2 separate regions of the Homo sapiens genome follow, and region 1 is linked to region 2. A link is a loop called in an ENCODE intact Hi-C map of the cell type or tissue named here. Cell type or tissue: heart right ventricle. All regions are shown on one strand. Links, peaks and the distances in the headings refer to the core of each region. The heading gives the core; the rest is flanking DNA. Region 1 has its middle 180 kb from the start of LINC00347. Region 2 has its middle 24 kb from the start of LINC00347.

Region 1 (15,727 bases), core at 7,728-15,727, 160 kb after region 2:
AGGGTAGGCCTTTGGAATGGGAAAATGAGTACCAATGCTCCTTCCCTTCAATGTGTCCACACCAACTGTTCTCTTTTTCTGCTGGGCTCCATAGCCAGGCTTATGCACAGCCCTATATCCGATGAAGCCCTTCTGTGTTTGCTGAGATTCCTGATCCTCCATCACAGAATAGAAAATGAGCATTTGGGAAATAAAGAAAAATTAATAACCTCTAAAATTCTTCCCAGGAAAAACCACCACCTCGAAAACATTTTCCCAGGAAAGATATTTCCATACTCAACCAGAGCTAGATCCTTGTTCACTAAGCAGCTGGACAGTTTAAGCACTTGGAAAAGCCTCTTCACTCTAAAACAAATAATTTTTTTATTATTCAGAGAAGCCAAATGGACTGTACCAGATAAAACCCATCACACAACCTCCCTGTCTGATAAATTGTTTCCCAACAACAGCATCCACTGGCCTCTACTTGGGTGTCAATGTTAAACGTTAATAAGTTTGTTTCTTTTATGATTTTACTATTAGGGACCTTGAAGTGTTTGTGACCTTCCTGACCTCTCTTTTCCATGGACAGCCCCTAGGACACTATAGACACAAGGAATAATAGAAAAATAGGAAATACCGTGCCGTTTTAGTAGCAACTAAGCCAGCACCTGATGCCCCGACATAGGGCCTCTTTGACAAGGTATTTGGAGCATATAATTTTGACTTGAGATGAAAGGGAGGCCCCCTGTTTCCCCTTTTAATATAAATCTTAGATCCAGCAAGCTCAGGTGTGACTGCAGGCTCAGAAAGAAAAATGACATCTTTGAAGGTTGAAGATTGAAGGTGAAGGTTGGGGAAGAAAAAGAGAAGAAACAAAATACCAGCTGGAGTTTTCTTGAAGCAAGACCTGACTAGATCTGTTCCCACATGAACCAGAGAGCACCAGCGGGGAGGGGGAGAAGGAGGTCTGAGTGCCTTGCTAATATTAAGATGGAGTTGATTTTAAAATGGAGTCACCCTGGCTCTTCTAGGCTCCCGTTTACCTAACACTTCTAGCAAAACCTAGCCCGGTGAATATCATGATCTCGAGATAGGAGCCATGATAAGATGAGCAGCTCACCATCCCTTAGGGAGAAGCCTAAAGGGGAAATGGTGAAGCCGACCTGCCACCTCATGAAGTTCAGTGACAATCCCCTCCTCTAACAAAGCTAAAGTCTTTTCTCAGTTAGGAAAAATTGCTCTTGGGCAGGCTGGAGAGATTTACGGGAAATCAGAGACTCAACCTATCTTCATAACAGCAAAGATTTTAATTTAGTTTCACAGGGCATGGGTATCTATGTCAAAATACAGACAACACCCATCATTCATTGGATATACAACCAGTTGTAAGATCCTATCATATAAAATGTCTATGAGTAATTTAATGTCAATTTGGAGGGGCATCAAGAAAATACTATTACACAGTACTCATTTCTGTGCTCTGTCTCTTCCAAGTCTTAATAAGGGAGTGGCCTGGACTTTTCAAAGAATGCTTCCTTTAATAAGCATGCTCAGCATCTCAGGAGACAAATGTAGAACTAAAGTGATCTTGTAAACTAAAGAATTAATAGAGAGGTTTCCACAGGATAATTGCTGCATAACACCCAAGAAAAGAGCTTTTGCACAAGTTCAAATAGGCAAAGGTTTGACGAAACATAGGTTGGATAAGAAAGTAGGACATGGTGGGTGATGAGCTTGCTCCAAGTCTGCAATGAAGACCTGTCTGCAGTGTACAACACAAGCATAACACTGAATGTATCAAAAACAAAACAAAACAAAAAACACAGAAGAGAATATGAGCCATTCTCTTGGGGGAAAAATCAAAACATTATTGGCATACACTTACCAAATGAATGAGGGTTATAGAGAATACAGAGAGGATTCAAAGAAGAGCTGCAAACATGGTTTAATTGGATATCACACTTGAAAGAAATATTGAAAAAACAAGGCTTTTTTTTTTTCTGCTGGCAAAACATAAAACTTAGGAAATATTTTATAGTCATTCGATAGAAAAAGGGCTGTCAGAGACTGGCAATAAGCAGTTCTCTTGCCCTACAGTTGACATAATCAAAGAAAATTGGCTTAAACTATAACAGTCTGAGAGAGATTTATAATTTCCTACCTACTCAGTCAAACTGGAAAAATTCACTCCCTATTTATGAAGTGCAATTATGCCTTGTATGTGCTGAAGGCATGCCCTGGTCATATTATTCAAGTTCTTTTTTAAAGTCCAAGTCCTGTCATATTAGTATTTCACATAACACTACTCGCAATTAAGCGCTTAATATGGTATTTGGATGTTGTAATAAACAACAAAGATTTTCCTGTCCTGTAGCCAGGGAACATTGGTCAGGTGTGGAATCTCATTCCCTGAAGTAATTCATTCTGGTTTTAGCTTAAGAAACTTTAGGCTTCTTCGGATATTGATTTACAGAAAGAAGCCAAATAGAAAATTAGTTCCCACGTGACTGTGTCTGTTTTTATGATAAAGTACTTTGGGCTAGGCATAATTGTCTTTTTTTTTTTTTAATGTGGTCATAGTCTATTATGCAAATTAATCTTTCAGGATCTAAGTTATACCAAGTATAATATCCTCGTGGGCTATAGACATTAATTGTTACTTACAATGTGTCTATTATAAGTCTAACGTTGCTAAGTTACAAAGTTATATATTTTGCCAATTTAAATGCCTTTTAAAGATACGCTTGTGTGAGGATTCTTACACTATGCATGAGCTGAACCGGGATGGTCTTCCTGGCAATCTTGAAGAAGGGAATAAATTCCTATGGTCTGCAATAGAGCTTAAGAAATTGCAGCATGTTGGTGGGGAGATGGAATATGGAATGTTCTTTTTAGTTCTGTGTTTGGCCTGTTAACACTAAAAATGATGGATGTGACTGATAATACAGTGTAAGCAATAGATCACAGGTAGATAATAGGTAGAAAGATTTTAGATATATTCCTATTAAAACTCCATTTTTCACTGACAATTAAGAGAGGTCCAGGGAAGTGTCAAATTGCTGGTTCGTCTTGGGTTTGATTTTATAATTTCGTATTCATTTTTGTAATACGTGGTGTTTTCTGTCCTGATTTACTATTTTGTATGGGTAGACATTATCTTTTAATAATGCTAGGAAATACAGATGCATTAACTTCCTTGTAACTTTGCATCTTTTAACCAGGGTAAAATAATTTCTTTTAATTAGTAAGACAGTTCTAGTCTTAGGATTTGCTACTAAATTTCAATCAGAGAACAAGATGCTTTGAAAATTTATAATGGAGATTCTAACAGAATTTTAACTTCCTCACCACTGAGTCTCTGCTATAAAACCATCCATGCAAAGAACATGGTTAATTTATCTACAATGTTATCAACATTGGCCTTAAATTAGATCTTCATACAATTTAACAAGATGCAACAATACAATGGCTATGATTTATTTGTGATATATATGACATAATCATAAAAACATCAGGTCACCAGAGCTAGCATTTTGCATCCTTATAATTCTTTAAATGATTTTTCTTTGTCTTTTGTAAAAGGAAGTCAAAATAATTTAACATGACATCAATATGCATGGAATATAGTGTATCTAACAGTTACAGTCTTCTAAAATATTTCTTGTAACTAACAGTAATTTATTAAGTAATAAACCAGGAAGCTCATTAATGCAAAGCCATTAATTTTCTTCTTCTAATATTGTTATGAGAGAGATTCCATTTTAATTTCAACTGTGAGTGGTTGATATAAGAGTGCAATTTTTACACCAGTAGTTAAAGAATGATTATATTTTGTTTCTGTCAAATAATTCTCAAGGTTTAATAATTTTTGGAATGTTACTCAGCATTCTATTCATAATAATAATGCTCCAACAAATTACTGATTCTCATAGCGCATCTGATGTTTGCCAGGTAAGGTGTGAGATTTTGGCAAAGAGCAAAGCACGGACTTCACCCTCAAGGTGCTTGTGTTTTAAGCAGAGACAAGCATAGACACAAGTAGGCACCGTGAAGTTTTATAACTACAATGATTGAAGTAGGACATTTATTATTTTGGCTCATATAAAGGTGTCATTCCATGTGGCCTCTTGACATGCTGGCCAGCTGGTCTTCATATTTTGATACCCGCCTCCTCTCAGAAATATCTCTTGACCCTCTGCCCAACTTCAGTACTCCTACCATGATCACCCATGTATTATTATCTAGCCAGTGCCATATATATATAAATATTTGGAGTACTCAATGGATGTTGGTCTAATGAATTATCTTAATTAACTTACTTTGGCTCAGAGGCAGGGCTTCAAACATTTATGTTGTAAATTTGGTTGAACCCCAGTTGAGAAGTGTGTTTCCTGCAAATTTGTGCTCACCAGAAAATGAAGTAGGTAACAAAATAATATGAAGTATCAATGAATAATGCCCCTTCTTGAGTCTTCAGACTACCTGCTGGCCCCTTCCACTCATAGGTAAAGAGAAAGTATAGAGGAGAACAAATATTTTTATATTATTTCACTTCTTAAATTCAATGAGCATCTTTTCCTGGAAGCCAGACACCCTACCCAAAGCCCCAAGGCACAGTGAACAAGTAAAATAAATGACTCTAATTCTCCCAACCCAACACCTCCCTGCCACAATTCCCCCACCACTCTCCATGGCTATATACATTTGTCTGAGAAGTTGGAGGAATGAGAGTTGGAAACATAAGGAAAGGAAGAATCAAGTGCACGGCCTCCTGGGTAATCTCGATAATGGAGACAGTGGGTGGATTTTCTCCCAAGCTTAGGGGTAATTTTAAATACACGATTTGCTTCTCTCCTGGCATTTGCTGTTTAGCAGAACCCCAGATCCAGGTAGAACAGGAGGGCAACAGGGAAGGGCAACAGAAAGTGGGCAGTAACAGATTGAGGTGGAAGAAAGTAAAGACTGCCTCATGGTGCAAGGTAGGAATTCCCAAGATTCCTATGGCCACAAACAGTGTAGGGGAAGGTGTTAGCTTCTCCTAGGGAGCATGACTTTGTTTGTTGTCAAACAAAAACCTGCCCAAGAAGGGAGATCTGATTAATGGAGCTATGATGGGTAGAAAGCTCATGGTTGGCAGGAGGGGAGAGTTGGGGAGGTGAAAAAACCCCAATCATGTCTTATCAGGATTACCAAGTAGTTACTGAGGAGAACCCAAATGATGGTCCTAAGAGTATCCAACATGCCTCATGACAGAGTGAGCAATTAGTTCCATCTACAGTAATAGGGGCAACAATCAAGGCTTCGCAGTTGGGCATCACCAGAGCCCTAGGACAGTGCTGGGCTTTGGCTTTGCCTCTTTTCTGAAAGCTCCTTCTCATAGCTGTGAGCAGGCATGCAAGGACACCACGTACCCTGGAGAAAGAAGCTTTGCACTGAATGGCGCCTACAATCTTAATGCTTAGTTTCAGCTGGAATATTTTTGGATTACACTGAGTCGACTGAAATGGGAGAGCATGGCTAGCTTGCTCCGAGCAGATGGATGGCTCAGACGATGGGATCAAAAGTCAAGAGAAGTATATCAGGTGCAAAATAAAGCAAAATCCTTGTTTGCAAACATCTGATTCATTAAAGTAAAATTTATACTTGTTACATGTTGGAGGAGTATTCGTTGCTTCTTTTGGAGCATGTGAGAATTAACTATTCAGAAGATATAGATTTAGACAGAGTTCCAGTTCCTCAATTCTAGGGGAGGAAAACCCAAGATAAAAATTAACATTAAATAGGGAAGGATGTGCAGCAGTAGAAAAATGAAAAAAATATATTGTTTTCTGTTTTAGACTTTTGCATTAAATCTTCTCTTCAGTTCACTGAACTCTCTCAAATGAATCCCAAAGGTGGATTCACCCGCCCTTCCAGATACCCCCTCCTCTGCCACCCATTCACATCAAGAATTGTGAATAATTACTGTGAGAAGAAAAACAGAAATGAGCAAATATCGCTCAGGATTTGAAAGATATTTGCAGGGCCAATGCTTCTTCCAGGAGAGATGTGAAGAAATGGCCACAGGCTTGGGGAGAAAAAGAGGAAAGTCCATAGAGTATGGTGGAGAGATAAATTTATGGTCCAGGAAATGGGAAAATTTGCTTGGGAGTTCCAGAGAGCTGACTCTGGAAGCTGCCTCAGTGTCAAGCTGTCTTCATGCTGCCCTAAGAGCTAGCAGATGGAGAAACATTTTCATTTTAAATCATTCTCTAGGACACTGGTTCTGCAAATATAACGCTTGGACAAGTGACATCAGCATCATCTGGACTCCTGTTAGAAACACACATTGTTGGGCCCAACACCAGATCTTTACTGAAACAGAAACTCTGGATTGGAGTCCAGCAATCTGTGTTTAACAAACTCTGCAGGTGATTCTGACACATGCTTGAGTTTGAGCCCCTGCTTTATTACATGAAGGGTATTGGTGATGAAGCATGTCTTAAATGTTAATACATTACTTTTATCTTCAGCATTTTCTTCTAAACTGCTGGCACACTTTCTGCATATTTTGATATTGGTGCTTTCATAAGCTCATTGGAAGGTGCCAGCTGAAGGTGGTATTCAGCAAGAGCTTGAACTCTTACTTCATTTTCAAGTGAACAACAACAAAACAAAATAGTTTGTTGACTGAAACACAAGTGGTGGCAGTTGTCTACTCATGGCACCAGGTATAAAAACCAAGTATGATTAATGCCAGCCATGTCACAAATGCCACCTGCCTAAAGATGCCATTGATATAAGGCACATGTTAAAATATTTTAAAGGATAAAATTTTAAAAAGTGAAACAACATGTATTAGAAATGATGAAATATGGCCAGGCAGGGTGGCACACATCTGTACTTCCAGCTACTCAGAAGGCTGAGACAGGAGGATTACTTGAGTCCAGGAGTCTGAGGCTGCAGTGAGCTATGATCGTGCCACTGCACTCCAGTCAAGGCAACAGGGTGAGACCCAAAGAAAGAAAGAAAGAGAGAAAGAGTGAAGGAAAGAAGGAAGGAAGAGAAAAGAAAAGAAAGAAGGAAAGAGAGAAAGAAAGATAGAGAAAGAAAGAGAGAAAGAAAGAAAAGAGAATGCACTCAAGCCAAGGCAACAAAGTGAGACCCTGTGAAAAAGAAAGAGAGAAAGAGAGAAGGAAGGAAGGAAGGAGAAAGAGTAAGAAAGAAAGAGAAAGAAAAGAAAGAAAAAGAAAGAGAAAGAAAAAGAAAAGAGGGAGGAGAGAAGAGGGGAGGGCAGGGCAGGGCAGAGGAAGGGAAGGGAAGGGCAGAACAGAGCAGGGGAGGGGAAGGGAGGAGAGGAGAGGGGAGGGGAAAGGAGGGAGGGAGGAAGAAAGGAAGGAAGGAAGGATATGATAAATATGACAATCCAGAAAACCAATGCATGAATTTACAATGATAATTAACATAGTCAAGTTACCATGGGTGAGAAAGCAAGACAGACACTCAGTGTATTATTATAGAAACAAGAGGACGTAAGTTCATTCTACCTCCAAGATGATTGGAGGTTGAGTCCCACAGCTATGGATCCTGAGGCCTGGGATAAGCAAGGCTATGGGTGGGATGCTTCTGATCTGGTCAGGGGAATTAAAAGGATCTATTTAAGCCAGTGTACAATCAGGGAAGGGACAAACTCTCCAGACACTGGAATCCTGGAAATAGGATGTCACTAAGGAAGAAATGGATGAAGATCATACAGGCTCATTATAGTGTGATATTACTTCCTTCTCAATCCTGCCTTCAGGTTGCTCCATCTGTCCCCATCTGGGCCCAGATAAATGTGAACTCTGTGGGTAACATGTTTTTATCTTGCCTGTGCAAAGACTTACACACCTCTACTGGGATCATAAGCACAGTTGTATATATTGGGAGTAAGGGCAGCTATGCTTGGAAATATAGGTCTTTTAAAAGTGGAAATGGGGTCAAAACATGTCAACTAAAAACAAGTTTGAGTCTCTGACCTAAGAACTAAGGCTATCTTTCCTAAGTACATGACTTCAGCTTAGGCGATCAGTATCTGTCCCCTCATCCTCTCATGGGTCACATCATGCAGGGCATGCAGAAGCTAATTTTCTACTTGGTCACATGTAAGAGGTTTTTGAGACAGGTTTATCACAATTTCATATCCCCTTCTCATTGTTAGCTTCTGAGGAAGCCTACAATCTTTGAACTTAAAGGTTCATACTCAGCTTCATGATAAACTCAGTTTTTTCTATTCCAGCTCACTCTGCATATTGAAATAATTACAATCATTCTCATAATTTTTAGGAGAACATGAGAAAACATGCTGAAAATGTGGTAAGTAATTTTTTAGTTTTAATTAAAATATAACATATAATTTTAATTGAATAAATAAACAGAAACCTATGATTAACTTAAATTGGAAAAATATTTGACTTGCTTCATATTTCCTTAAGAATTAATCCCATGCTAATACTAGGGTGAATTACCTACAACTGCATGGACAAGACAAAACTGGGCCCATAGGAAACACAGGAAAAGAGTAAGCATATTACTCTAAATGAAAGCCCTCAGTGTCTAGCTATGTTTGGCAGCAACGTTTTTCTGTAGAATAAATAGCTGTGATTCTCAATTGGTTGGTCATGATTAACCAACTCATCTTTCAGGCCAGTTTGTCCCTTCCAGCCCAGTGTCTGGTGACATGCTCTGTGAATTTTAGCTAGAGGGCATTCTGAAGGGGACTCGGTTGGTAGATGCCAGATAATCCCTCTTTGCCCTCAGAGTGACTTGTGGCCTTGGGGAGAGGTCTCCCAAGTCTGCCTATAACCCACTCTCAGCTCTCTCACTCTCTTGTCCAAGTTTTAGCTTGTATGTATATCCTCAGGTGAATTTTTCATTTCAACTGTTTTCAGTAAAAGCCCTTCTTTTCTTGAAAGAAGTGATGCAGATATAAAAATTTGCGGATTTAAAAGTAGTTTATCCCCAGTAGGAAGCCAACTCCAGAGCAACTGCTCACACTAATTCTGACACTCCTTGCAGGGAGGTGGAGTGGCAGAGGGGAAAGAGCATGAGTTCTGGAGTGAGAGTGACCAGGTATGAAGCTTGATTCTGCCACCCATGACCTAAGCACGTGACTTCATCTAAGTTTGTCTTTATTCATCTGTATAATGGAGATTTTTTTTTATAAGTTGCTAAACTAAATGAAGCCACATACACTCTTGATGGAATATTGAGGATATTATTCAGAAATCCTGGACTTTGAGCTAGGATTGAACTAGAGTTTGATGAACTCTGGTTTGTCCTCTTGAGGCGGTGAGTGTGTTTTGTATGGAAAGGTGTTTGTGGATATTTGAGAGCTGGACTCTGGAAGAGATGATACATGGCCTGCTAAGGATTTGTGCCACCCTTCCCTACTGTAGATATGTAACTGGGAGATGTCTTCCCAGCTCCTGTTATATCCAGGTGGGCTACTTGAATAGTTATTATCAGTGAAATGAAAGTAATTGCACTGTTACAAAAATGCTCCTTGCAAGAGCAAATCAGGAGAGCAGGATCCAAAGTGGAAACCTAGGTGTGGTGACTGTGATGCACAAGGCTGACTCAAGCTCCAATTTGCAAGAAAATGACCTGCTAGGTCACAGATATTGTAAATAACAGAAAGTAAATAAGACTCAGTGAGCAACATGGGAATGGTAGTCCATGCTGGATGTGGAGTCTGGATGGCCAGCTAATGTTGAATACCATCTCCTGGGGCCTGGAAGAGGAAGGAATTGAGACAGAACCCTCCATGTACTGTGAAGACCTTTTGAGGGTGGAGGGAAGTGGAGGCACAGGGAATGAGCGACACCAGTCTCTACACCGATACACAGGGCAGAGGCAGGGCTTACCGCCTCTAATTTATGGCCTAAGGAAAATAGGTACTTCTCTATGGGACTGTGTAATCCTATTCGATTACATATTAGTACATTTTCAGGCTGCTGATAAAGACATACCCGAGACTCGGTAATTTATAAAGAAAAAGAGGTTTAATGGACTCACAGTTCCACGTGGCTGGGGAGGCCTCACAATCATGGCAGAAGGCGAAAGGCGTGGTCTTACATGGTGGCAGACAAGAGAGAATGAGAGCCAGACTAAAGGAGAAACCCCTTATAAAACCATCTTATCTCATGAAACTTATTCACTACTATGAGAACAGTATGGTGGAAACTGCCCCCATGATTCAATTATCTCCCACCATGTTCCCCCCCAACATATGGGAATTATGAGAGCTACAATTCAAGATGAGATTTGGGTGGGGACACAGCAAATCATATCAGACTATGGAAAGCAAGGATGATTTATTCAACTTTGCATCCTTAACAACTAGCATTGTCCTGGATGCACAGAAAATAATTAATAATATTTGTAGAATAAATGAACATAAAATTAGCAATGCGAGTAATCGGTAATACACTTTAGTTCTGGGATTTTTAATTGTGGTCCCTGGACCAGTGGCATCACCATCATCTGGGAACTTGTTAGAAATACAAATTCCAGGCCCTGCTTCAGACCTACAGAATCTGGAATACAACCCAGGGAATCCCGTGCTCTACCCAGCCTTGCAGATGATCCTGGTGCATGTGAAAGTTCAAGAATCGCTACATTAGTTCATTAAAAATAATTTTCCTCTGAATATCTAAACTGTAAATCTTTAATGCCTAGAGGCCAAAACTGCTTTTTTCTTTTAAAGTAAACGCCGATTGAATTTGATAAGTAAGGAATTTCCTTAGATATTTTAAAAATACTGTTATTTGGTGGGTGTTATGTAAAGATTCCATGAGTTCATGAACAATGCATTCTGAATAGTTCTCTCCAGAGCCCTGACTTTTTATAACTTTTCCAGAAATATCCTGTCATTGTTTCACGTACAGGATTTCCATTGGTGTTAGGTGAAGCTGAGAGAGTAGGTCAATAGCAGGATGCAGTCTCAGATTACAGAAACAGAGGTCACACTCCCCTGTCACCACTGTATTCTTCCATGCATTATGCTTCATTGTGTGTGCATTGGTGCCTCCAATCTCATGTTGTCCGCTTATCACAAAGTTGAAGCGTGAATCACTTTTCACCATTGTTTGAAGAGACTGTAGCAATCAAGGAATAATACTGTATCTTTGTACATTTTAGCTAGTAGACAAAATTCATTAATTTTATCTACTAGACTAAATTATCACATAGTCTAATAGACAAAATTTAAGATTAGCTAATACAATCTTATTTGAGACATAAGGCTTCAATTTAATTGGCACCGAATATCATTCTGAGCTGGCTTTATGACAGCTAATCAATACCTTTAATGAGATGCTCCGTGATGTCATCATTTCCTTGAAATAATTGTCCTAGAGTAATAGAGCAGGGTCTAATGTGATTAAAGCAAACAGATTTAAACTTCAGCAATTCAAAATGTGTGACTACATATGGCTTTGCTTTTATTATTCCTATAAATTGAATTCTTCTAGTATTGTCAATTTCAGCCAAAACACTGAGAAAGGTTTTTAACTTTTATTTCAGAATCCCCATGTAGGTTGAGATAGTGACTGATGGTTTCATTACCCAGCAACCATGGATAAATATTACAATCAGCATTGCCTGGAATAAATAATAGGTGTAACTAACTATAGAAATTAAGTTTTCCGAATGGAACCAGGATAGTTTCTCAAATTTTAATGTGCATGCAAATCACCTGAGGATCTCGTTAAAATGTAGATTCTGATTCAGTAGGTCTGGGGTGGAGCTAGATATTCTGCATTTCTAGCAAGCTCCAAAGAAATGCTGCTAACGGAAATTTACAATTTACAATTAACAAGGAGACACTGCTAATACACAAACAGCACTTCAGGAAGCAAATCACCAGAAGGCATTGCGCTGGGAATGAAAGAAAACCAAATGCGAAATAATTTATAGGTAGCTATTTGGTCCTGTTCATCTTCTTTATTTCAAAATAGTTTTTGTGTTTTTTTTTTGTTGTTTTTGTTTTTTTAAATATCATGCTCAGGCAGAGCACTGCCACTGATTTTACTCTTACAAGTTGTTGCAATTTCTATATTTGTGGCATGTTTCAATTCAAATTTATTAATTATCACCTTTTAAGAATTTTTGTAGTAGTATCTTTTGATGGTAACATACTCCCATATTTCTAGCAAATATAGAATAAAGGGATTCATATGTTTCACTTCCCTGTAAATACAGACATAAAGGTGAGTATAGGATGAGTAGAGATGGCAGGTTCGTTTTCAAGCTTGTAGGACCAAATAGCACACAGCTTTTTGCTCTCAATTATTTAATGTCCCTGTCATAAGTGTTAGACCAGTTGCTTGTTCTGAAGGGCAAGCTTTTTCCTTTCCTAAACATTGTTCACTTCCTCCCTAGCAACTCATAAACTTTGATGGTGATCATGAAGTTACACTTCTACAGAAAATCATTTCTCACACACCTCTTGGCCAGATATCGGGGCTTCCAGGTGTTTTCCCATTTCCCCGCAGTTACAGTAGAAGGCTCTCTATTTTCTCACCTCTACAGACTTCCATCACTTCGCCCTGGCTCACTCCTTTGGGTTCCTGTGGGTGATCCTGATTGAACAAGGAACAGTCAACTTTGAGTGGTGCTCTTCTTTCTTCAGAATGACCGTTATTTTTAACTTAAGAAATCCACCTGGTCGAACTACTGCCTGTCTGCCAGGCAGACACAGCTGCTCTCAGGGTCTGCCAGAGCCACGTTACAGCCTGCTGGGAAATATGCCGATGAGCGGGAGTTTGGCGTGGGGTCAGTTTGGACCTCAGGCCTCACTGTGGGCTCATCCTCGCTGTGGTTTTCTGGCATAATGAGTAGATGCTCCACCAACCCAAAGAGAATGCTGTGGTTCTCTTGCCCTGTTTCTTCAACACACATGCACACACACACATGAACCTAAACACATGCACATACACACTTACATTCACTTGCCACATATTCTCCTTGGAATAAAAAGGAAAGTCTTGTAAGGAAATTGGCCGTGTGCCACATTGCCATAGGCTATACTGTAGGTGCTTTGGATAAAGCTTGTGAAGGAACATATGGGCCTCATGAAAGAAACACCTGCTTGTTCAAACTGAAAAATAAAAAATAAAAGTTGCCCCACTGCTAATTTGGAACCCCCTAGAAGGAAAGCTGACTGTGATTAAATGAAAGAGGCCACTGGAAGCTTTTTCTGCCCATACCCTCCCAGCTGGGGCATCTCCATTCCCTTGATTTTTAAACGGATATCATTAAAGGCATACTCCGTATTTAGATTCTGAAAGTAGATTTAAGAAGTCCTTATACGAGGCAAGTTCTAAAATTGAATTTTCACCACCCCCCGACAAAAATTTTAAAAAATGTTTTTCAAGCCAAGATTTAGATTTGCACCAAACAGCCAAGATGGTCAAGATTTTCAATAGGATCCTTGCATCTGCTCCCAAATTTTGGGATATTTTGAAAGGGAATTAACAACTGAAGTTAGGTCATTGCTTTCCAAAGTAAAACTCTAACACCCAGAAATGATTTGGTAGAAGGGAAACTGTATCAATACAGTTTAAAAATACATATACTTGTGCACTTGAAAATGACCTAAAAATAAAACATAGCATGAAAACTAAGTTGCTTTCCATTACAATTAGAATCTAGGATCACAAGGGGGTATATTAATTTATTTTTATTTCTCTATCTCTCTATTCCACTGTACCAACTAAAGGCTAGTGTTTTTTTTGTTTTTTTTTTTGTTTTTTTACTTATACTTGACAATAGTAGAACACCTAGGAAAATCCACTGCTACATGATTGATTTAGTAAGAGTTCTTAGTGGTTAATCAAACTCATTATAAGTCCACCAAATGGTCTGTGTGTGTGTATGTGTATATACACATATACGTATATAATGTGTATATATATAAATACATATAAATAAAATAATGTATTTATAAATACATATCAGTCCTTCACATAGTAAAATACATAAAATGATATAAAACAAAATAATTTTTCTAAGGCGTGAGATTCTGATGTGTTATTTTCTTTTTGCTCAACTGTACTTTCTGATTTTTTCTGGACTTTTATTACTTAGATAATAAAAACAACAATAAAGAGTGAAAGAAGATAACAGGGCACAACACTATTCCAGGCTACCTTAAACCAGTTTTCAGGGCACCCTGAGATGTCCTGGAGCTCAGGCACAAAGGGGAGCTGGCACATGTTCAGAATCTGCCATACCAGAGGATACTTCCAGTTCTTGTTAGGGATTCTCTTCATCTGGAGCAAGTGTCCTCAGACTACTGTATCTGGCCTGTACCAGATAACAGTAGTTTTGTAAAAGAAGTTTTACTGGAACACAGCTACTATCATTTATGTATTGTCTATAACTTTTTTTGTGCCAAAACAGTAGAGGTAAGTAGTTGCCACAGAGACTATGTGGCCCAAAAAGTGTAAAACATGTACTGTCTGGTCCTTTACAGAAGTTTGCTGACCACTGACCCAGGGTACATTTTAGGGCAAGGACTTCTGTTAATAGAATGTCCTTGTATTCAAGACAGAGCTCACCTACTCCAATATTTAAAAGTTTTGGTTTGTCATGTTGTCAAAATCTGAAATACATCATTAAGCCCTTTAGCCTCTTAATGTTCAATACCATGATTTCAAGTAAATTCAATTCATATGTGTCTGATTCAATCCAGTGTAATTCAACAAAGTGTGCTGATATGGTTTGGCTCTGGGTCCCCACTCAAATCTCACGGAGGAGGGGACTGGTGGGAGGTAATTGGATCATGGGGGTAGACTTCCCCCTTGCTGTTCTCAATATAGTGAATGAGTTATCACAAGATCTGGTTGTTTGAAAGTGTGTAGCACTTCCCCCTTTGCTCTCTCTCTCTCCTGCTGTGCCATGTGAAGACATGCCTGCTTCCCCTTTGCCTTCCGCCATGATTGTAAGTTTCCTGAAGCCTCCCAAACCATTCTTTCTGTACAGCCTGCAGAACTGTGGGTCAATTAAGCCTCTTTTCCTTATAAATTACCCAGGATCAGGGAGTTCCTTAGAGCAATACGAGAACAGACTAATACATGTACTTTTGGAAAATGTGTTTCATGCAAAACACACACACACACACACACACACACACACACACATACATATCATTCCCGGATTGTGGAAGTTGTGCTTCTGCTGGAGAGAGTGAATTTCAGACCCTAAAATAATGAGTTGTAACTAAACTCAGGATAGACATGGTCAAATATTTATGGGCACTTTTGTTCTCTGTAAATTAAGCTGATTGTTTGAGTAAAGACTGGCCCTCATAAAGTTAGCTCAACATCCTATTTTAAAATTTGAGTGTCACATGTTTTGTTCTCAACACCTCAATCAAACTCCTTCCTCATGTTTTATTTAACTTGGGCATGGATATTAATAAAATACTGTATGTCAAATTATTCACTTAAAATAATCCTACTCTTCATCAGCCCTTCAAATTCAGGGTACACAACCAGAGGGAAGCTAGCACAAATTTACTAACTGCAAACCCAGGCTCTGATCATCTCAGCCAAATTTGACAAACATCCATTGTTTACCTACCTATGGTGAGCCTCTTAGATACTCAATTGAGAGACTAACTCAGCATCCAAGAAACTTCCAATCAGATTCATTTTGGGGCCTGTAGCTCACATTCCTTTATGGTATCTATGAGACCAACTTGAAAAACCAGGGTCTCTCA
Region 2 (8,000 bases), core at 1-8,000:
GATTTAGTTTAAGCCTTAGAAGGCATTTGTTTCTCTTGCTTCAAATATCGTTGTCTTCATTTTTTAAAAATCCTTTGAAAACGATGGTCTTGATTTGGCTTGTTTGAGAATGTTCTTTTTCCATTTACTTTGCTACTTAAGGGATTGGGAGAGGCAGCTGTTCTGATGAGCATTAGAAGAAAACCTTTTCCCCAAATAGAAGAAACCAAGAAAGAAAAATAGTTAGGACTTCTTGACATTCTATGTTGTGATTGTTACATGTTTGCAACTCGAAGAGGGACCTGCCCTATAAATATTTGTAGCTTATTTATACCCAGAATATACCGCCAAACTGTATAAAAGAGGTAATAACATGTAGGGAATGAGGTGACCGGTAATATTTGCTCCACTGATTGGCGTTTAGAAAGAAAGCAGGATTAAAAGCAGGAGGAGACAGAAGTTCAGGCCTGAAGCAATGCATTTTTATCAGTGACGGATATCAAATTTTACCTTTGGGCTGGGATTTGCACCTTACTAAATCCATATAAACCTTCTCTCAGAAGCCCGAACTCAGTTTGTATTTCAACTCCACAGCTGGATGGATGGCAAGGAAACAGATAATATTCTGTCTGTAAATTTACTGTTTTTCACTCGGGAGGTGGAAAAAATTTTGTTTTTTTCCAAGAGAGGGATAATAATTCCTGGGGACCTGAAATACAGACTTTATTGCAGTCTGATAAATGTTCTTCACTTTTCTGGTCTGGAACCGCAAGATCCCATTTGCCTTTTTACGTATGTTTTAAAAATCACACACTTGTCTTCAGGAGAGTTAAAAGTTATGTGTATTGGGTACGTACTGTACCACTTCGCATGTTGTACACATCATACATCTCACATTGAATCTTCTCAACAATCCTGATATTTATTATATTTTATAGATTTTATAAATGAGAACATTTAGAGTCAGAGAAGTTAATTAGCTTATCTCTGCTAGAATGCAGAGGCTAGAAAGCAATCGTAAGTTGGTCTGATGGCCTGATTCACGCTCATCTTCCCAAACACAGAGTTCAAAGTCAACCATGAAGTATGATTTGAGAATCTCCAAGTTTTTCTCTTCTGGAATACCTGCGCTGTGCTTTCTTCTTAATAGTGTTCCCAGGCAGGCCCAAGCTGCTCTGTCAAGGGACCAGAAACTTCTCTCAGCTCTATCTTTCCCTCTGCGTTTAGATGAGACCTGCTTTCTTCTCCCGCTGGTGATGATCTGGGCTTCTGTGGGTGACCAACTCCAGGGGGCGCCGCGCACACAGCCTAAGGCAGCCTTGGTGGGGACAGTAAATCCTCCTTAGGCTTTTCTTTTAAATGGTTCCAATTTGTTGTTGTGATTGTGTCTTACCGATGTCATATTTGAAGCCACTTTGTCACATGGCCTTTTGCCTCCTCTTCAGGGTTATCAGTAATCTAATACTGTAATTCACCTCTTGGAAGGGAATGTAATGTGTATCAGGAGCTCCTGTTATAAAAAGGAAAATTCACCAATGGGGCAATGTGGTGGAGGAAGGAGGTTGTCTTTCACAGCTGGAAGAATTTTTTGTTTTTTCTGACTCTTTTCAGTATTTTTCTGTCTCCCTAGTGACATTGGCCAAGTCACTCATGCCCTTGCAAGCTTTTTCCCCCTATATTTGTTCTGCCTATTCCCAGGCTTGTTTTGAGAACTAAACAAGATAATAGGTGCGTACAGATTCTGAAAACTAAAAGACACTCAAAAAACTCTTATATTTGGTGTTCATATTTATATTTCAGAAGCATAGCTCTGATCATATCATTTTTCCGCTTTCAGACCTTAAGGATTCCTATTACCTGCAAAATACATGTAATGTTTGAACCTCATATCTGGTAGCCTGCTTCCTCTGGTCCCCTTATTTCCGATTGCTTCCTTTTATTCATCTGCTGTTCCACTCACTCCAAGCTATTGAGTGATCCTTCTACTTATCCTGAGATTTCCTACCTCAGTGCCTTTGTTCATGCTGTTTTCTTCCTCAAAAGCAGCACTATTCAGTAGAATTTTCTGTAATGATAAAACTGATATGCACTCTCCAATATAGTAGCCACTAGCCACACATGGCTATCAAGTACTTGAGTATTGGCTAGTGTGACTGAAGAGGTGAATTTTTCATTCCATTTTAACCAATTTAAATTTAAATGTCCACATGGATAGTGGCTACCATGTTGCACACCACCACAGGCCTAGAATATTGTTCTTCGCTATCATTTTATGTTCAAATAATACCCATTTATCATTATCCAGTACATAGGTCAGGTTATCCTAAAAGCCTCCATTTGTGCCCTTCCTTGGACATCTTTCTCATCATCTTCTCTTTAACTCTATCTTGGCATTGGTTTTGTAAGTTGCATTTTGGATTTGCTTATATCTCATCTTCCCTATTAGGTGATAGATTCCTTCTGGTGGAATTTGATCTAGTTTAGCATTCCTACAACGTTGACACACACAAAACATTTGGGGAGAGACAGACTATCATTGCCTGTCCCAAGTGACAGTCACTCCATCACTCATTTACTCAATCAGCCCTGCCACTTGTCTCCACTGGGTGCTGTCAGGCCCATGTGAAATCAGAGAGTTCAGACAATTAACCAAGGAGTTGCTGGGACACCGGATCTTCAGCCCACTGACACATCCTTTTGTTTTCCTAATGGTAGGTTGTTTGTACTTAAAATGAGCCTACACTCTGTGAGCTCCTTGTAACAAATATTTCTGAAGACTAGTCCCCTGTTTTCTAGGCACAGGGGATGGAGAGAAACAGAAAACCACTCGGCTTTGGAAGAGCTCCCAGCATCTCAAAGAGAGGGAGAAGAGAGGCAACTCGGAACCTCACCTGCAAAACAAGGGTGGGTGGTATAACCCGCCCTGTCCCTCTGCCTCCCTAAACAAGAAAATCTCTTCCGGTCCTTTGAGGCGAGCCACTCTCTCCAGGAGCTTCGGTCTGGAGCCACATCAACCTAGGAGGAAGGGAAGATGACAAGCCCAGCGTGTAAATGTCCTTTCTTCCTAGCAACAACATTTGAAAGCATAGACCTTAGTCAGATGGGACACATTTGGCAAATGTTCAGGCGTGCAGCATTTCAATTGATGAAATTTCTTTGTGGAACCCTGTTCCCAAGGGCAGGGAAAATTGGAGAGTGAACAATTAGATGCTGGCGCGGCCCGGAGAGGCTCGCGGATGCCTGGCCGCGCGCCTCCGCGGGACGTCAGCGCCCGCGGCACGATCTGCTGCTGTCACTATCAGTATCCGGCAGGAGCCCGCCCGCCCCGGCCCGGCCCCAGGCCGTGGAGGAGGGGGGAGGGTGCGGCGCAGGAAGCTGAAGATAAGTCTCCAAATCGGGCTAAGCTGGGAGTGGGGACAGCGAGGGGGAGGGCCGGGAAGCAATGAAGTCAGAGGCACAGCAGCGACTGCAGCTGAATCAATTTGGAGATAAAAATAGTGCCTTGCCGCCCCTGCCTCTGCAGTGATTTCATAAAGGTCTCAGCTGCGTTGGAGAGAAAGCCAGCATGTGTGTCCCTACCCCCTTTTCCAAACTGGTGAGATGAGCAAAACAGCAGCGACAAGGAGAGCCCAAATGCTCTTCTTCATCTTCTCCCTCTGTCTCTTTGTTTTCCTATCTCCCACTCTCTCTCCCAAAGACCCCAGAAGCGCCCCTTGCTTCACCTGTTCCTCTTAATGGGATAATTAAAGATTAGGACAAAGAGATGAGACCTTCACAAGCTGAAAGAGATAGAGATTCTAGACAGTCATAATGAATCCAGATGGCACTTTCCCCTGACTTTCAACCCCTGAGACGTCAACTAGATGACTGACCACTCCAAAGCCTGAAGGTTAAACACCCTGCAAGAATGGGTCCCAATAAGTCAGACCAACCTCCTATTTCCATATGGGAACATCTCTTCCTGAACCTTAAGAGAAAACAAAACCTGGGATGGCCAATTAGTGTGACTGTCCCAGGAGACACAGATTTAGGGCTCAGTTTCTGTGACGGATGCGAGAAACCTCGAATTGGATCTGAAAAGGACATGAAGTGAATAGAGCTTTGGCACTTCACAGAGTGATTATCCCTGCAGTGCAAGGAGGTAACCTTTCTGCTGCTACATCCTGACATTTGCATGGAGGCAAATGCATCACTGGTAATTGCACCTGAGTGTCAAAGCCACTTGATGTGTGTGTTCCGACCAAGGTATGAATGAGAACTTTAGCGCTAGGGAATGGGAGGCAAAGAAAAAGTGCAGACAAATTATGGGAGAAGAGATAATGGAATTGGCCATTAAAAATTAACAGCTTGGATTGATGTTTCTTTCACACTCCTGCAAAAGGAATAGGTTCAGATTAAATAATACACTGCTTGTGAAAGTGCCTAAACTAGTGTCTCTCTCTAAAAAATGCTACTTAGTAAATACTGTCCTAGATGCTTTCAAAATGAATATGCTTATACTCGCTCAAGAGGAAACATAAAACTAGGACTATTTCATTGAAGCCAAGAAAATCAGTTTTGTAGTGTATAGGCAAAATGTTCAAAATAGAACCCATACATCTTCTGACTTTAGCCATAGACCTTCAATTCAGTAGGTATTAAATACAGGACGTGGAAGCATAATAAAAACATATGACCCAAAGGTCTCTTAAACTGTGGGGCCCAAAGTGAACATCTTGTTGTTGGTTTCACATACAACTCTGAAATAATTTCGTTCTCTCAAAGGAAGAAATAGTTCCTGTTAGAGAATGAAAATAATGTTGCCAAACTCTCCAATTTGGCAAATATAGCAAACTATTATCAGCCACATTAGGGATCTGGCTTTCTCATGGGGACCTATTGTTTACAGAAATATCTCAGCTGAGAAATAAGCAAACATTCCCCCTGAACTACTGTGATACAATTCATATGGCCTTTCAAGGATATTTACAACCACTGAGAGGAAATCCATGGAAAATTTAGAATCACTACAAAGGTCCCTTTTGGTGCTTCTGAAAATTTTGATGCCTTTTTGAATATCCTGATGACTATTTTCCCACTGATGAACAAAGACATCTGAAGCAAAGCCAGTTTATGCTGTGCTGGGTTCCTACTACAAATTAGTGAAAACAGAGCATGCTTAGGATGAACGGTGTGTACTTGATAAAAATACATTACGATTTTAAATACAACTGAACTGTGTTTATTTTCTTATAAAAGCATATTTTTAAATCTGAAATACTTTTTGTAATTCAATCAAACAATCTTAATCTTGTGAGTATTTGAAACACCACTGACAATTTTACAGACCATCTTAGGAACACACTGGGATTTCCTGCTTCTGGTTGGATTAGGAGAGGGCCAAAGCTACTTGACTTGCAAAGTGCTGGTCTGTGTCTAACTATGGTAGAGAAGGCTGTGATGTGTCAAAGGATTCAATAAGAGTAGCAAAGTTGTGTTGGTCCTTGTTAAAATTTAGTCCAGTTCTAAGCTTGGGAAATAAAATGCAAGATTTTTTTTTTTTAATAGTTCCTATCATTAGCCAGGACCTTCACCATACTGGCTATGTAATGATAAAAATGCCCAGTTTACCTGGCAGAGGTTAGGAGTGAAAAGAGCTACAGACAACAGTGAAGGACAGAAGTACACCAGACATCTGTTTCCAGCACTATGGCAGGAGGGGATAAAGTGGACTGCCCTACCTCCTGTAATCTCTAACATGTAGATATGTTGTATAATATTCTATCTATCTATCTATCTATCTATCTATCTATCTATCTATCTATCTATCTATGAAAGGAATAATGGGAATCTTCAGATGCAAAGAGGAAACTCAAAGCTTGAGAAGTCTGCATACGAGCCTACACTGGGGCAGCTTTGGGGTGATGTAAGTTTCAGTCACAAGCCCAATGCCGAGGCCTGAAATTTCATTGCCCATGCAGGGTCAAAGGCATGACAAGGAACTTGTGCAAGGAAAGGGGGTAGAAATGATGTTCTTGCATAAGGCCAGGACTTAGGAAGGGTTGCCTACTCCATGAAAGGAGGATTAGAGAAATCCTTCCCTCTGGACCAAGGAAGACATGTGGAGTGTGTGAGATGTTGAAACAACACTGCTCATTACAAGTGTCCAAAGCCAGCCTGTACATTACTCACAACCTATGTGGGGTGTAATATGGTTTGGCTCTGTGTCTCCATCCAAATCTCATCTTGAATTATACTCCCATAATTTCCACATGTTGTGGGAGGGACCTGATAGGAGATAATTTGAATCATGGGGGCGGTTTTCCCCATACTGTCCTAGTGGTAGTGAATACGTCTCACGAGATCTGATGGTTTTATCAGGGGTTTTTGCTTTTTCATTTTCCTCATTTTGTCTTGCTGCCACCATGTTAAGAAGTGCCTTTTGCCTCCCACCATGATTCTGAGGCCTCCCCAGCCATGGGGAACTATAAGTACAATTAAACCTCTTTTTCTTCCCAGTCTCAGATATGTCTTTATCAGCAGCGTGCAAATGGACTAATACAAGGTGGGACTCCAGATTTGTGAAATTAACACACAAAAAAGACCTTTGGTTGATAATTCCCCTAATGGAGTATAAAAGAAAACATAAATCTGTAGGGATGCTATGGCAAATATTTTTCTGTGGGACTTTCTTGGAAAATGCAACTGTGTGAAATAAGAATAGACCATGGCATCAAGTCAGAAAACACATAAAACAAACTAAGAGTGCTAGAGAAAATAGAAAAATCTGAAAATCATGAACCTAACTATATTTTTAAAATTTTTAAGAAGAAAAAACGTAGAACATGTGTAATGAACAGATCACCATGAAAAATAAATAGAATATTTTAAAGAGATTTTCTATTAATGAAAAATGATATTGAAATGACACAGCTGAAATGAAAAATTTGTGAATTGGAAAATAGACCTGAACAATTAACTAGAATTTAGTACATAAAGAAATGTGACAAATGATATGTCAGAAAGCCTGCAGGATGGAATAAGAATAACCAAAAGTGGAATTCTAAAAGGAGAACAGAGAGAAAATGTGGTAAAAGAGTATGCTCAGCTCGCATAATGGCAAGAAATTTCTTAGAATTAGTGAAAGATATGAATCAACATATTGATAAAGCCCTCTTAATTCTGAGAAAGATAAATTAAACCAAGTCTATATCTAGACTCAGTAAATCTTCAAATAACAAAAAGTGATAAAAAAATCTTATAAACAACTCCTATACCCCCACCTTCCATCCAAAATTATATACTACTAAACATTTGTCAGACAATATAAGAAAAGAACATTGTAGACCAATCCCGTTTATGATCATAGATAAAAAAAATAGCACATCAAATATACTAAACCATGTTCTTAATGAGTGAAAAATAGTTTAATTTCAATATGTCGATATACTCATATGAGACAATATTAACTGAGTTCATACAAACCAAAATGATAAATAAATGTAGAAAAATATGTAAAAAACTCAATCCCAATTCATGATGCTAATTTTTAGCAGTCTGTTGAAACAAAAACCTTCCTTAACCTTACAAATGGTATCTGCCACTGCATTGAAAGGAACATCATATTTAATGGCGAGAGGTTAGAAGCATTCTCTAGGGTCAGGGCTAGTACAAGGATATCTGTTTTTACTCCTACTATTCAACATTTTATTAAAGGGTTCAGACAATGTAATATGACAGAAAAAGAAAGAAATTTTTTTAAAGGTAGGGGTATAAGAATTATAAAGGATGAAATAAAATTAAATTTTGTTTCAAGTGATATGATTATTTATAAATAAAATTAATTTTAAAAAATTGGAATCAGCACTACTAGTGTTCTGAAAATTTGCAGAATTAAATCTCAAAACAGAAATTTTGATACTTAGCATTTTTATGTAACAGCAACAACCAATTAGAGAATATAATGGTCTCATCCTCAATAGTAACAACAACATCTAAGGCAGGGGTGTCCAGTCTTTTGGCTTCCCTGGGCCACATTGGAA

The links. A loop is a pair of places that touch in the nucleus more often than their neighbours do. Peaks named below come from ENCODE experiments on the same cell type or tissue, not always from the same donor. Only the 100,000 strongest peaks of a DNase experiment are listed, where the experiment ranks them.
Region 1: a loop joins it to region 2, with 4 times the contacts of the local background. A loop is called at or near these places in 4 of 110 quality-filtered maps.

The regions. Positions count from the first base shown.
Region 1 is chr13:74,720,174-74,735,900 of GRCh38, forward strand. No RefSeq gene overlaps it. Among named protein-coding and RNA genes, the nearest start is that of LINC00347, 180 kb to the left of the region's middle. In heart right ventricle, for the core only: no CTCF peak of the experiment used is centred there; no DNase peak of the experiment used is centred there; H3K27ac peaks cover 774 bases.
Region 2 is chr13:74,572,590-74,580,589 of GRCh38, forward strand. No RefSeq gene overlaps it. Among named protein-coding and RNA genes, the nearest start is that of LINC00347, 24 kb to the left of the region's middle. RefSeq lists an enhancer at 2,370-2,883. In heart right ventricle, for the core only: a CTCF peak has its summit at 1,270 (motif pointing right); a DNase peak (open chromatin) is centred at 3,322; H3K4me3 peaks cover 1,170 bases; H3K27ac peaks cover 3,340 bases.